2 separate regions of the Homo sapiens genome follow, and region 1 is linked to region 2. A link is a contact called in ENCODE Hi-C or POLR2A ChIA-PET data. All regions are on one chromosome and are shown on one strand. Each heading gives the region's core, a stretch centred on a gene start or an enhancer-like site at or near the end of the contact. The rest is flanking DNA. Distances are from core to core; before and after follow the strand shown.

Region 1 (6,018 bases), core at 159-2,658, 38 kb before region 2:
AATTTAGGGGGTGGATCCCTGTACACCAAAGGTAAATTGATAAAACATTTTCCCTATAATATTTACCTAGATACATAATTTTCAAAGGAAAATAAAATATAATCTCTATCTAAAAATTCTAAGACCTATAAAAGGGGCAAAAAACATGTGTTACCCTCATCTGGTATAAATGCACTAAGTAACTTGGTAAAACTTTGGGTTCATCATGAAATGAGTCTGGGCATATTAAAAATTCAATGTTTTGTCCAAGTTTGAACTGGACAAACAGGTTTATCTCTGAAAGCTACCTCAGATAAACAGAGGTCACTAAGAGTGGTTATCTAAGCTGTGTGGCATTTATTTATTTTTGCATTACAGATTTCAAAACAAAGAGAACAGAAGTGAATGGCACTAATCCTGATGGGAAAAGCCCTCATAATTTCTTCTTTATATTCCAAAAACTTCAGTGATTACACTTAGAGGCTTCCAAGGCGAATCTCCTCAAATGTAGTAGCTGTAACTGTAAATATTCTGCTACCGATTTTCTTTAAAAGAAACTGAATGTAACGTAACCAATTGTTTGTGTAAATAACCAGACCTACATCTCCATTCTCAAGCCTATTCAAAACCCCTCCCTTCTCCTTTGACTACCATTTCATGAGCCCCAGGAAAAAGGGGTCTAGGCCCATTAGCCTGGCTTCCTGTTGCCATCTCTGCCTTTCCCTGCTTCTTTGGGTACCAGATCTTTCTGTCCTTGTAGGAGGATTTGAGAAGGAGAAATCCTGTCCTCCTGCCCTGAAGCCTACATGATTATAGCCCAGGAATAGCGGAATGCAAAAACTGTGACCAGAAATCAAGTGGTCCAAGAGCGGGGAACAGGATGGTGAGAGGGCACTGTAGGTGAGATTGAAACCAGAATGAAGACAACTCAACATACGTCTTCTTTCAGGTCCTTCCATGCCCTAGCCCATTGTAACCACAGGCCTGAATGAACTCACAGGCCTCCTTGAGAAAGCCAACTTTACCAACCTTTTGAAGACCCTTCGTTTTAACAAGTGTGGATATTCTATTGGGGCATTGGGGTGTCAAGGGCCAGAAACTTTAAAAGGGAAAGAAAGAGAAGAAAATCAGGAAGTGGTATAACAAAGGCCTAATTACAAGGGAGGAGTGTCTCTCTACAGACAGGTCACTGGAAGGATGCCAATGGCTCTCGCCGCATAAAGGAAAAGATTGTTATAAAAAGATTTTTAAAAAAAGAAGAAGAAGAAGAAAGAGGCATGGCAGTGGAGACTGGGAGGGTGGGGCAGAGAATAGGGAAATGAATAAGAATAATGACTTAAAAGCTTTCTTTTTTTTTCTGGTTCTCTTCTTTCCTTTCCGCAGATGCTCAGCTGAGCCAGTGCAGCTGGCTCCCTGACAAATGTGGAAAAATCAGCCAATTTGAGCTGGTTGTTAGCACTCCGGGTACAGAGGCTCAGATAAATGAGGGCCTGCCTCAGGTGTGGCAGCTGAGCTTCCCGAGTGTTCTCAAATGATTCTCGGCCAGCGCGAGGCCTCCTGGCCTTCAGGGCCTCATGGGTGCTCCCTTCTATTTCCTGGCTCCACATTCTGATAGGCGTGACCTTGGAAGAAGCATCTTCCTCCATTTGTTCCTCCTCCCCTCCCCTTCCTCCCCCTGACCAGGTCTCCTTCCTTCAAACTGGTGGGGCTTCCTCCCGCTCACTTAGTAAAAAGCCTATAGCACAAGGTCTCTTGTCCCCAGACGTTTGAGCACAGATCTGATAGCCCAACTCAAGACCCCCTCAAAAATGCCTGATGTGTATTCCTTTTCAAATCACTGCATTGGTCCACAGAGTCTCGTGATATGCTGGCAGAATACCCTGGGGTTTCCCTACAAGACAGTGAAGGCTTCTTTGTAAGTGTTCACTAACACCAAATAGTACGCCCCACATATTTATGTCCTCATTGTTATGTCCACCACAGAGTATGAATATGAAAAAAGAACGCACATCTGACCATTCTGTTCAAGAAAAGCAGTCAATATTTTGAGTCAAGTTCAAGGGGAAAATCGTTTTCTTGCAGGTAGCTGTGAAAGTTCCTTGCTTATCAAATTGTCCCCTTTCCAGTGATTCTTGTTTATGCATTGATAAATAAAAAGAACAAAAATGAGGAACTAAGATATTTAGGAGCTTATGTGAGGAAAGTTTCTAGAGGGATGGAAATGATCTAGATCTTGTTTTTTGTTTTTTTTTTTTTTTTTGAGATGGAGTCTCACTCTGTTGCCCAGGCTGCAGTACAGTGGTGAGATCTCAGCTCACTGCAACCTCTGCCTCCCAGGTTCAAGTGATTCTCCAGCCTCAGACTCCCAAGCAGCTGGGATTACAGGCATGTGGCACCATGCCCAGCTAATTTTTGTATTTTTAGTAGGGACGGGGTTTGCACCATGTTGGCCAGGCTGGAATCGAACTCCTGACCTCAAGTGTTCTGCCTGCCTCGGCCTCCCAAAGTGCTAGGATTACAGGCATGAGCCACCACGCCCAGCCCTACATCTTGTTTTAATTGGTGGTTACATGGGTATATACGATTGTCAAAACTCACTGAACTGAACACAAGATCTGTATACTTTGTTGTATCTCCATTATATCTGATTCAAAATTAAAGAATTTTAGGTCTTTTGTTTCAGTAACACATTGAGGTCTACACCAGTACAATGAAGTGGCAGCTACAGTAAAAATGCACAGGGAATACATACATTGTGTCATATCATCAGTTACCCTTTAAATACAATATAATATCTTCAGGCCGGGCACGATGGCTCACACCTGTAATCCCAGCACTTTAGGAGGCTGAGGTGGGTGGATCACGAGGTCAGGAGATCGAGACCATCCTGGCTAACATGGTGAAACCCCGTCTCTACTAAAAATACAAAAAATTAGCCGGGAGTGGTGGCAGGCGCCTGTAGTCGCAGCTACTCGGGAGGCTGAAGCAGGAGAATGGTGTGAACCCAGGAGGCGGAGCTTGCAGTGAGTGGAGATCACGCCACTGCACTCCAGCCTGGGAGACAGGGAGACTACGTCTTAAAAAAAAAAAAAGAGTATCTTCAAAAGAACCTAACGTAATTTTTACACCATCCTCAAATACATTTTAGGAGCCTATAAAGTCCACAGTGGGTCAAAAATTTTTTTATGGAAGAAGAGATGATATTGGGGTTTGTGTGTGTGTGTGTGTGTGTGTGTGTTTGATTACTGCTATTCTTATAAACTGAAAACAAAATATGTTAGGTGCTTGAATTGGTTGTTCTCAGACGTTTTGATGTGGGAAGTACTAGCTGGGAGCTTGGAGGGGAGGGTCAACATAATTGGTTTGTTTGAATTATACTGATTTGCAGATTAAGTAAGAATGTTTGTGTGATTTAGGAAGAGAATGATAGCACTTCAGAGGTGAAAAGGTATCGGATTTATAGGGTCTATTCTCTCATTAAATCAATATAAAAATAGAGGCTCAGAGAAGGAAAACAATTTGTCTACGAACATACAGCTGTCTCGTGCCAAACATGAATCTTCCGAGAGTCAAGTCTGTTCTCCTTCCAGTTTTGCATTAGTTTTATTTTACATGACATTCTCTACAATATTTTAAAGAAAAGATATATTTATATGTCATTAACTTTCTAGAAAGTAATATTTTTATTAATATTAAAAACATCTTCAAAAATTGTTTTTCCCCTGAGAATGGCTGCTTCTCAAATAGTGTGTTTTAAAAAATTAAGATAGTCTACTGATATACTCAAATACTCACATTTATCTTCTTAGAAAGCACCCATGTATATCTTCCACATGATAGTTATGGCTTAAAAAAAATTCAAATTTATGTTGCTGCTGTCCCATCTACCCATCTCTACAATAGAAGATTCTAAAAAGTGATTTTGTCACCAGAAACCCACATTTTCTCCCATCTGGACCTTGAAGTTTCCTTTAACTTTGCTTTAGTGATTGGGCAAGTCATCTTTCTTTCTGTGGCTTTAAGAATTGCCCATGATAAAGTAAAAGAGCCATAACCTCAAGGAAACCATTTATTAGGCTTAATCAAAACATAATACTCTTGTTTATGTCTTCAACACATTGTTTATGGAGAGAGTGAGCCACAATGCACAGACACTATCACGATGCTCCGGTGAAGATGGGTGATTTAATGCCCAAGAGCACAACTGAATCCACTCTAGAGACCAATAGGTGTGGCTCAACCATAGCTTCAAAATTTCAGAGGAAGTTCAGAAACCCCATATGGGTTTGCTTTGCTTTTTCTATTCCTTTTAACCAAAGCTGCCTTCATCATGTATAATCTTTCTTTTTTTCTGAGACAGGTTCTTGCTATGCCACCCAGGCTGGAGTACAGTGGCCCGATCACAGCTCACTGTAGCCTCAAACTCCTGGACTCAGGTGATCCTCCCACCTTAGCCCCCTGAGTAGCTGCGACTACAGGCATGTAATACCACACCTGGCTGACTTTTTTAAAAAAAGCATTATAGAGATGGTGTCTCACCATGTTGCCCAGGCTTCACCATGTATATTTCTTTCTTTTTTTTTTTTTGAGACAGAGTCTGGCTCCTTTGCCCAGGCTGGAGTGCAGTGGTGTGATCTCAGCTCACTGCAACTTCTGCATCCCAGGTTCAAGCAATTCTCCTGCCTCAGCCTCCCAAGTAGCTGGGATTACAGTCACATGCCACCACGCCCAGATAATTTTTTTGTATTTTAGCAGAGACAGGGTTTCACCATGTTAGCTAGGCCGGTCTCGAACTCCTGACCTCAGGTGATCTGCCGGCCTCAGTCTCCCAAAGTGCTGGGATTACAGGCGTGAGCCACCGCACCCACCCCACCATGTATATTTCTGACAGCCTCTTCACAAGGCTGATAACTATGTGATATTCTTGACAGGTCCCCAGTGTCTCTCTCAGCTTGGCCAGGGCCCACCCACCTACCCCTCTGTAGAATCTCGAAACAACACCTCAGCATCCTGGGAGACTGGCATGATAATATTCGTTTTTCAGAGCAAGAACCAAACTGACAAGGAACAGCCATAGGAGGCTCAGATCAGGGCTATCTCCGCTCAGTGACAGGGAGGTCTGTCTCTTTGGGAGAGGTTGAAGACAGCTAAACTGGAGTGGTTGCCAGGGGGAGAGGGGGATCCAGAACACAATAAACAACCACACTGGATTCTGCTACAGTCACAGCATCCCAGAGCTAGAAGAGAGCCTGAAAATCATCAAGCATGGTGGTTATCAAGCAGTTGTTGCTGATGTGTTCAAGCAGTGGAATTCTTTTTGAAATTAAATCTTCTGTGGACCCCTGGCATAGAAAACAATTAAAATTGAGGAAGAGGTTGCTGAGCAGTGAAAACATCCTCATCGTTTGATAGAAAGATTCCTCTCACGGCATACGGAGCCCTGAAACACTGCTGTGGGAAGTTTCCCAGGCTCCATTTGAACATGGGGTTCTCAAAAGAACAGTGACAGGGAGCTCACTCCCACTAAGGCTCACTCCACCATAGGTAGCCCAGACTAGCAGAGGGTATCTTCCTGGCACAGACCTGGAATCTGACTCCTGCTAGCTTATATTCATGGATGTTAGCTTACCTTTGAGGCCAAATAAATTAGCTTGTATCCCCATTTCACATGGGAAAATCTTCATATATTCAAAACTAGCAGGTTGTCTTTTAGACATGCCCTTCATTACATGGCAGGCTGTGTCCATGCCCCATCTCTCCCACACATGTGCCCAAGCTCACCCCACCTCTGCCCCTGCCGCGGCCTTATCAAGACTTCCTGTACATCTGTCTGTGTGTGCTGGGGGCTCAGCCTTCACGAGGACCCAGAGGCTCCTTAGGGAAATCCACAGGCCCTTGTGCATGTGAACAATAAGGAAAGGAAAAGATTTTGCTTTTGGGTTCTTCATCCCCCCTCCCACCAGCTTCAAAGTTGACCCCACCCGTTCTGAATTGAGGGCGATGAAAACTGGCTTGTGGCCATTTAGAAGAGGATCAGAT
Region 2 (5,519 bases), core at 2,404-4,903:
TGTTTATCCTAAATGCAATGGGTGGCACTGGAGGGCTTTAAGCAGGAAAGAGGTGGAGGGAAGAGGAAAGGACACAATGGAATTTACATTGTGAAAAGATCATTCTGGCTAAAGTAAGGAGTACAGACGGGAGGGAGTTGGAAAGCTTATGTGTAGGCCAGTTGAGAGGCTGCAAAAGTCCAAGGCAAAGGTGGAGGTAGCATGGATGGGCCGAAGTGAAGAGATTAGAAAGATGTGTAAGATGTTAAATCAACAGGACAGGGTGACAGACTGGATCTGAGGGTAAAGAAGGGGAAAGAATTCTTGTTTTCATGTTTTATAACAAGATGGATAGTGGTGGCACCCATGGGAGACAGGACACTGTAAGAGGCCCAAGATGTCAGAGGGAGACAATGAGTCTGGTTTTAGACATGGAGATCAAAGCCTTTGGTATCCAAAAAGGGCCACGAGGAAGACAGTGGGTGCAATGATTCCAGAGCTCACTGGAGAGGCCTGGGCTTGAGATGGGGATCTGTGGCTCACCTAAAGAGAGACAAGTGGAGGCATAAGTACGCATGATCCTGCCCCAGTGAGATGACAGGAAGGCTTGAGACTGAGCTCTGAGGAGCCCTGACACTTCATAGCCTGAAACTGCATAATTGGAATCTCATCATAAGACAAACCCAAAGTGATGGTCATTCCATGAAGTAACTGACCTAGAGTCATCATCTGTGTCAAGGTTATGGAAGTCAAGGAAACGCTAAGGAAGTGTTCACATTAAAGGAAACTAAAGAGACCTGACAACTAGATGTAATAGGTGATTCTGAACTAGTACCTTTGGCTATAAAGGACCTGATTGAGACAATGGGTGAAACTTGAACGGGGTCAAAGGATTTGAAGGTTATAATGTATCAGTGCTAATTTGCTGATATTGATGGTTGTATTATGTATATGCAGGAGAATATCCTTGTATACAGGGATTACACACTAAAGTATTCCAGGTATTGGGGCATGAGGTTGGCAACTTATTCTCAGATGATTGAGAAGAAAATTAAGTTTATCTGTACTAGTCTTGTTACTTTTCTGTAAGCCAGTGGGCATGACCCATGTGAGAGGTAGAGTGGGTTTTAGAAGAGAAGGAATAATCCATGGTGCACAGGTCCTGAGAAGGAAGAGTTGAAGCACAGGAAGTTTGAGAAGAAATTTAAAACAGTTGTCATGTTGTGTGAGAAAATGAGTCAATCAGAGAATTAGAAGATTGCCAAGCATATTTGGGGCCCATAACAGGATGGTGATTATGAACAAAACAATGCCGTGACTTTTAAGCACATTCGAGAACTGAAAAAAATGTAGCATCTAAAACAGATTTTTAAGGTTGCGTGTATATCCAACTTACTAAGCAAGTTTATTTCTAATAAAAGATAAGCTATACTTTATAGTATCTCTTCCCCATTAATTTTGAGAAAAACGCAAATGATTGTGAAGGATATTAGAAAAATATAGTTTAAAACTCACAAAACTATGAAAGTCAGTTTATGTATATGTATATGTGTGTATAAAAAATATGCATATGCACACATACACATGTATATTTCATTTTAATTAAAAAACCCAGGTTATTTAAAATATCATTATTCAAGTACTTCAAGACCAAAACAGTTGACATCAGTAACTGTTTAACTGAACTAAACTGAATTTATTTACAAATTGTCACTCTCTTGACAAGATTTGAGCAGTAGAAAGGGGTAAGAGAAACAACGGCATAAAAATATCAAATCCAAAAGTATTATTAGCTAGCTGAAACTCAATTATGATATAAAGAAAAATTCCTTTTGAATACCAAATTTTGTGAAACAATGGGATACTTATGAAAGTGTAATTTATATTTATTTTCTTTTCAGATCTCTAGGTGAAGGATGCCTTTATTTCACACGTCTTCATCTGGGATCTATAATGCTCAAAAGAGATTATGCCTCCAGTTTATTTATTTGCATTATTTCTTTTCTATTATATACCAAGTGGTAACACTCTTGGTCTGGTTTTCCTGAGATGCATATTTGAACCAGGACTTGACTTAGCTCAGCAAGCAACTAACTTCCTGGGATATTGTTGCTGAAGTTTTGTACTATGTGGTTGTGTGTATGTTCTAGACATACATGTATGAAGTAGTTAAAGTTCTTCTTGGCAAATTGGTGGTTGGGGGAGGATAAGGGTTACAACTATATCTACTGACTTTTAGAGGTATGCCAGATGTACTGTTCAGTGGAAAAAAATATGCATGGTATGATGCTATTTCCACACCAAAAAGAGAGGAACTCCCTATAAATGTGTATCCATGCATATGTACATCTGTATTAGCAAAGAGAAAGACGTGGAAGGATAAATCTGCTATTACTTGTTCCACGACGATGGGCAAATGGAGAGGATGACAGAAGAACCACAGGAATGGTTAGAGACTCTTCTTATGCAAAAGACTATATATAGAAGTTCATGTGTACTATGTAAAACTGTTCATAATTTTGTTTTCATTATCACTTACTTCTCTTCTGAAGAGTTGGAAGATATATGTTCCTCCTACCTAATCTGCCAAGGATGGTCATTTTATCGCTGATTACCTGATAGGGTTTGTCTCAAAATAGTGTCTTTTTGTGTCACAAGGGAAGTACACTGTGAAAGGGACTTATTGCACGTAAGCATGTATGTCAAATTCAGCACATGCTCTACCCATGAAGAACACTTCAGTTAATTGACTGGCTAGCAAAATTACATGCAGAGTACTTGAAATTACGTAGGATTCCAAAGAAAACCCTTCCAAGTAGCTTACATCACATTTTACCAGTTGTGGTTACCATTTGTACAGATCCCTTAGAAAGCTATAAAATGTGACCCAAATGTAATTTAAAGCCAGAAGTGTTGAACTGAAGAAGAATGGTATATCTCCCCCAATACACAAATCAAGTAGAATCCTGCAAATAGTGCCCTTCTGGGCATGAGACTGAGTCATATGAAATTTGGCTAAACTCACAACCTTGAAAGTGAATTAGAGAAGAGAAAAAATTAAAAGTTGGTTTTCAAACTATAAGCCACTAAGAGGTAAAAATCAAGAACTTCTATATTTGATCAACGGAGTAGACCAAAATTGCCCACTTCACCTTTTCACATGACAATCATATGGAGTGTAATCACACACCCAGGTTGGACCAAGGGTGGATATTAGAAACATTTTACATTCACAACTAAAGTCATTTTGAAAACAATGAAAAGAGGCCAAAGTTAAGTCTAACAAATGCTTAAGAGTTTTCTAACACAGCCCAGACATCTACCTATTCCTGCCCTGGCTTCAGCAAGAATTATCTTCATACAAGATCATAAACTAGGAAACTAGTTTTCATTTATGGGTCAAAGAGCAGTACAGGGGATCCTTCTGCATAAGGCCACAGCAGCAATTTGGAACAATAATAAAATAAGGAATCCTTTCTTATTACCTATGTCTATATAAATATTACATGCGTATACATTTATATTATGATAATAGCTATAATTTATTGACTGCCTACTATGTGTCAGGCACTTTGCCAGGTGCTTTAAATACTTTATGATACTTACTCCTCAAACAACTCTGCGAGGTAGGCATTGCCTTTCCTGTTTTACAGAGCGGGGAACAGATTCAGATCTGCAATTTGCTCCAAGTCACCCAGCTGTTCAAACCAAAGGCTATCAGATTATAAAAGTCCACGCTCTCTTGGCTATACCCCAAGGAGTTTGTGCATGTTGATCACTGAGCTTGGAACAAATTTAGGCTCCAGTCTATGGCTACAAAACAAACAGGAGAGGCAAAGCGGGTCTTCCATGAGGCAAGAGCTGCCTCAGGCAATCAGGGGAGAGTGCTGCTGAGTTTTCCTTTAGTCCAAATGTTCCCTCTGTTCTCAGATTGTTCAGAGAGGACTAATTCTCCCCAACAATGCTTCCAGTTCAGTCCTCACTTGCAAGCAAAACTCAAGAGCCCCAAATTTATAGCTTTATTCTGAAAAAAAAAACAAAAACCAGTTTTGCTCTCAGTGGGACCCTTCAAATTTGTTAAGACCTCCTGCCATTTTCTTTCTCCAAATCCATCACCAACCAAGTGAGAGACAGAGGGTGATTCATTCTTTATCTCCAAATTGACCTAGATAGTAGCTCCATATAAATAAGACACTCAAGCCTACAGATTTTATTAACTTAATAGTGGTTCTTATTCAAGTATTATTTACTTGCTATGGTGTCCAATTTGGTCGCCACCAACCCACATGGCTTTTGCACATATGAAATGTGGCCAGTCTGAATTGAGATGTGCTGTAAAGTGCATACATACACCAGATTTTCCAGATTTAGTATGAAAACAGGGATGTAAAATATCTTATCAACAAGCCAGGCATGGTGGTGCATGCCTATAGTCCCGACTACTTGGGAGATTGAGGTGGGAAGATTCCTTGAGCCCAGAACTTTGAGACCAGCTGGGCAACATAGTGAGACCATGTCTCAAAAAAAAAAATCTTATTAACTATTATTTTATATTGGTTACATGTTGAAACCAAAATATTTTGGATATGTTACGTTAAATAAGCTGCATTATCAAACTTAATTTCACCTATTTATTTTTATTCATTTTAAGGTAGTTACTAGGAAATTTAAAATTACATATGCCACTTCCATTATAGTTCAATTGGACAGTCCTGGTCTAGAATGAAGGCTTGCCAAAGCTATTTAAAGACTGTTAAAGTTCTGTATCATACACAGGCTCTTTTTGTTTCAGTTTAATCCTAGAAGGAAGAAATGTGTTGAAATTGCAGCTATATAAAATCCTTGATGGACTGAAACTAAGGGGGAAAAAGAGGAAGCAGGTGGGTTTGAAAGAAGGAAAAAAGGAGTATCTAGCATTTTCTTTTAAAAATGTCATTCTTGATTTATTTGGTGGCACAAAGTGATTTTCTTACGTTTCTCAGACTGCTTGAGTCAGTCTATATAGAGGCTATTCCTGGATCTTAGTTGAAAGCTGTTGCCTTTCTAATTGTTTAACTGATCACTTCTGAACGACAATTACAGTTCATTGTTATTCCCTGTTAAAAAACCATTGACATCCATCCAAAAGTTATAGCTTACAGGTCAGGGAATATTTATGTGATATTTATAGTCTGTGAAGAAAACCCTGGGGAACTGCCAGTAGGGAGGATTATTTACCAATTTCTTTTTCTTCAAGTTTGAATTTATTTGAGATTTATATCCAAAAGACATTTTGTAATCCTGTGTAACTCTGATGTGTGACTATAATTGTGCATGTTGGTCAAGTTCAAGGAAAAAAAAAATCTTTTTTCTTTTTAATAGTGGGGGCTGGGAACCCTGGTTGATTCCACTAAAAACATCACAGACCAAAAAAAAAAAAAAAAAAAAAAATCCACTCAAGGAAGTAGTGTTACATACTTGAAGAATTTTCTGAAGTTAGCCAAGAAAAATAAGCTACGATCAAGGAGGAAAAGCTGGAGTTTCAGTTTTCTGGAGATTGT

What was found. Hi-C counts contacts between places; a loop is a spot of excess contacts on that map. ChIA-PET counts read pairs that join two places held with the same protein, here RNA polymerase II (POLR2A). Pooled maps may share reads with other maps.
Region 1: a map of endothelial cell of umbilical vein shows a loop between it and region 2 (6-fold over the local background). The contact joins two enhancer-like sites. A Hi-C loop is called at or near these places in 4 of 168 maps with a recorded cell type or tissue (Right ventricle myocardium inferior, endothelial cell of umbilical vein, esophagus muscularis mucosa and 1 more) and 1 of 50 pooled maps. POLR2A ChIA-PET finds 5 or more read pairs at or near these places in 4 of 52 experiments (BJ, OCI-LY7, Panc1 and 1 more).

The regions. Positions count from the first base shown.
Region 1 is chr15:60,993,850-60,999,867 of GRCh38, forward strand. All of the region lies in intron 1 of RORA (RAR related orphan receptor A), which reads right to left. Among named protein-coding and RNA genes, the nearest start is that of RORA, 230 kb to the right of the region's middle. Within about 2 kb of position 1,409, at least 2 of the 41 ENCODE cell types and tissues checked have a DNase peak (open chromatin) inside an H3K27ac peak, as active enhancers do.
Region 2 is chr15:61,029,403-61,034,921 of GRCh38, forward strand. The region is part of intron 1 of RORA (RAR related orphan receptor A); the gene reads right to left. LOC107984805 (a long non-coding RNA gene) reads right to left here. Exons shown (of 3, transcript XR_007064660.1): 2 at 5,437-5,519. Among named protein-coding and RNA genes, the nearest start is that of RORA, 200 kb to the right of the region's middle. Within about 2 kb of position 3,654, at least 3 of the 41 ENCODE cell types and tissues checked have a DNase peak (open chromatin) inside an H3K27ac peak, as active enhancers do.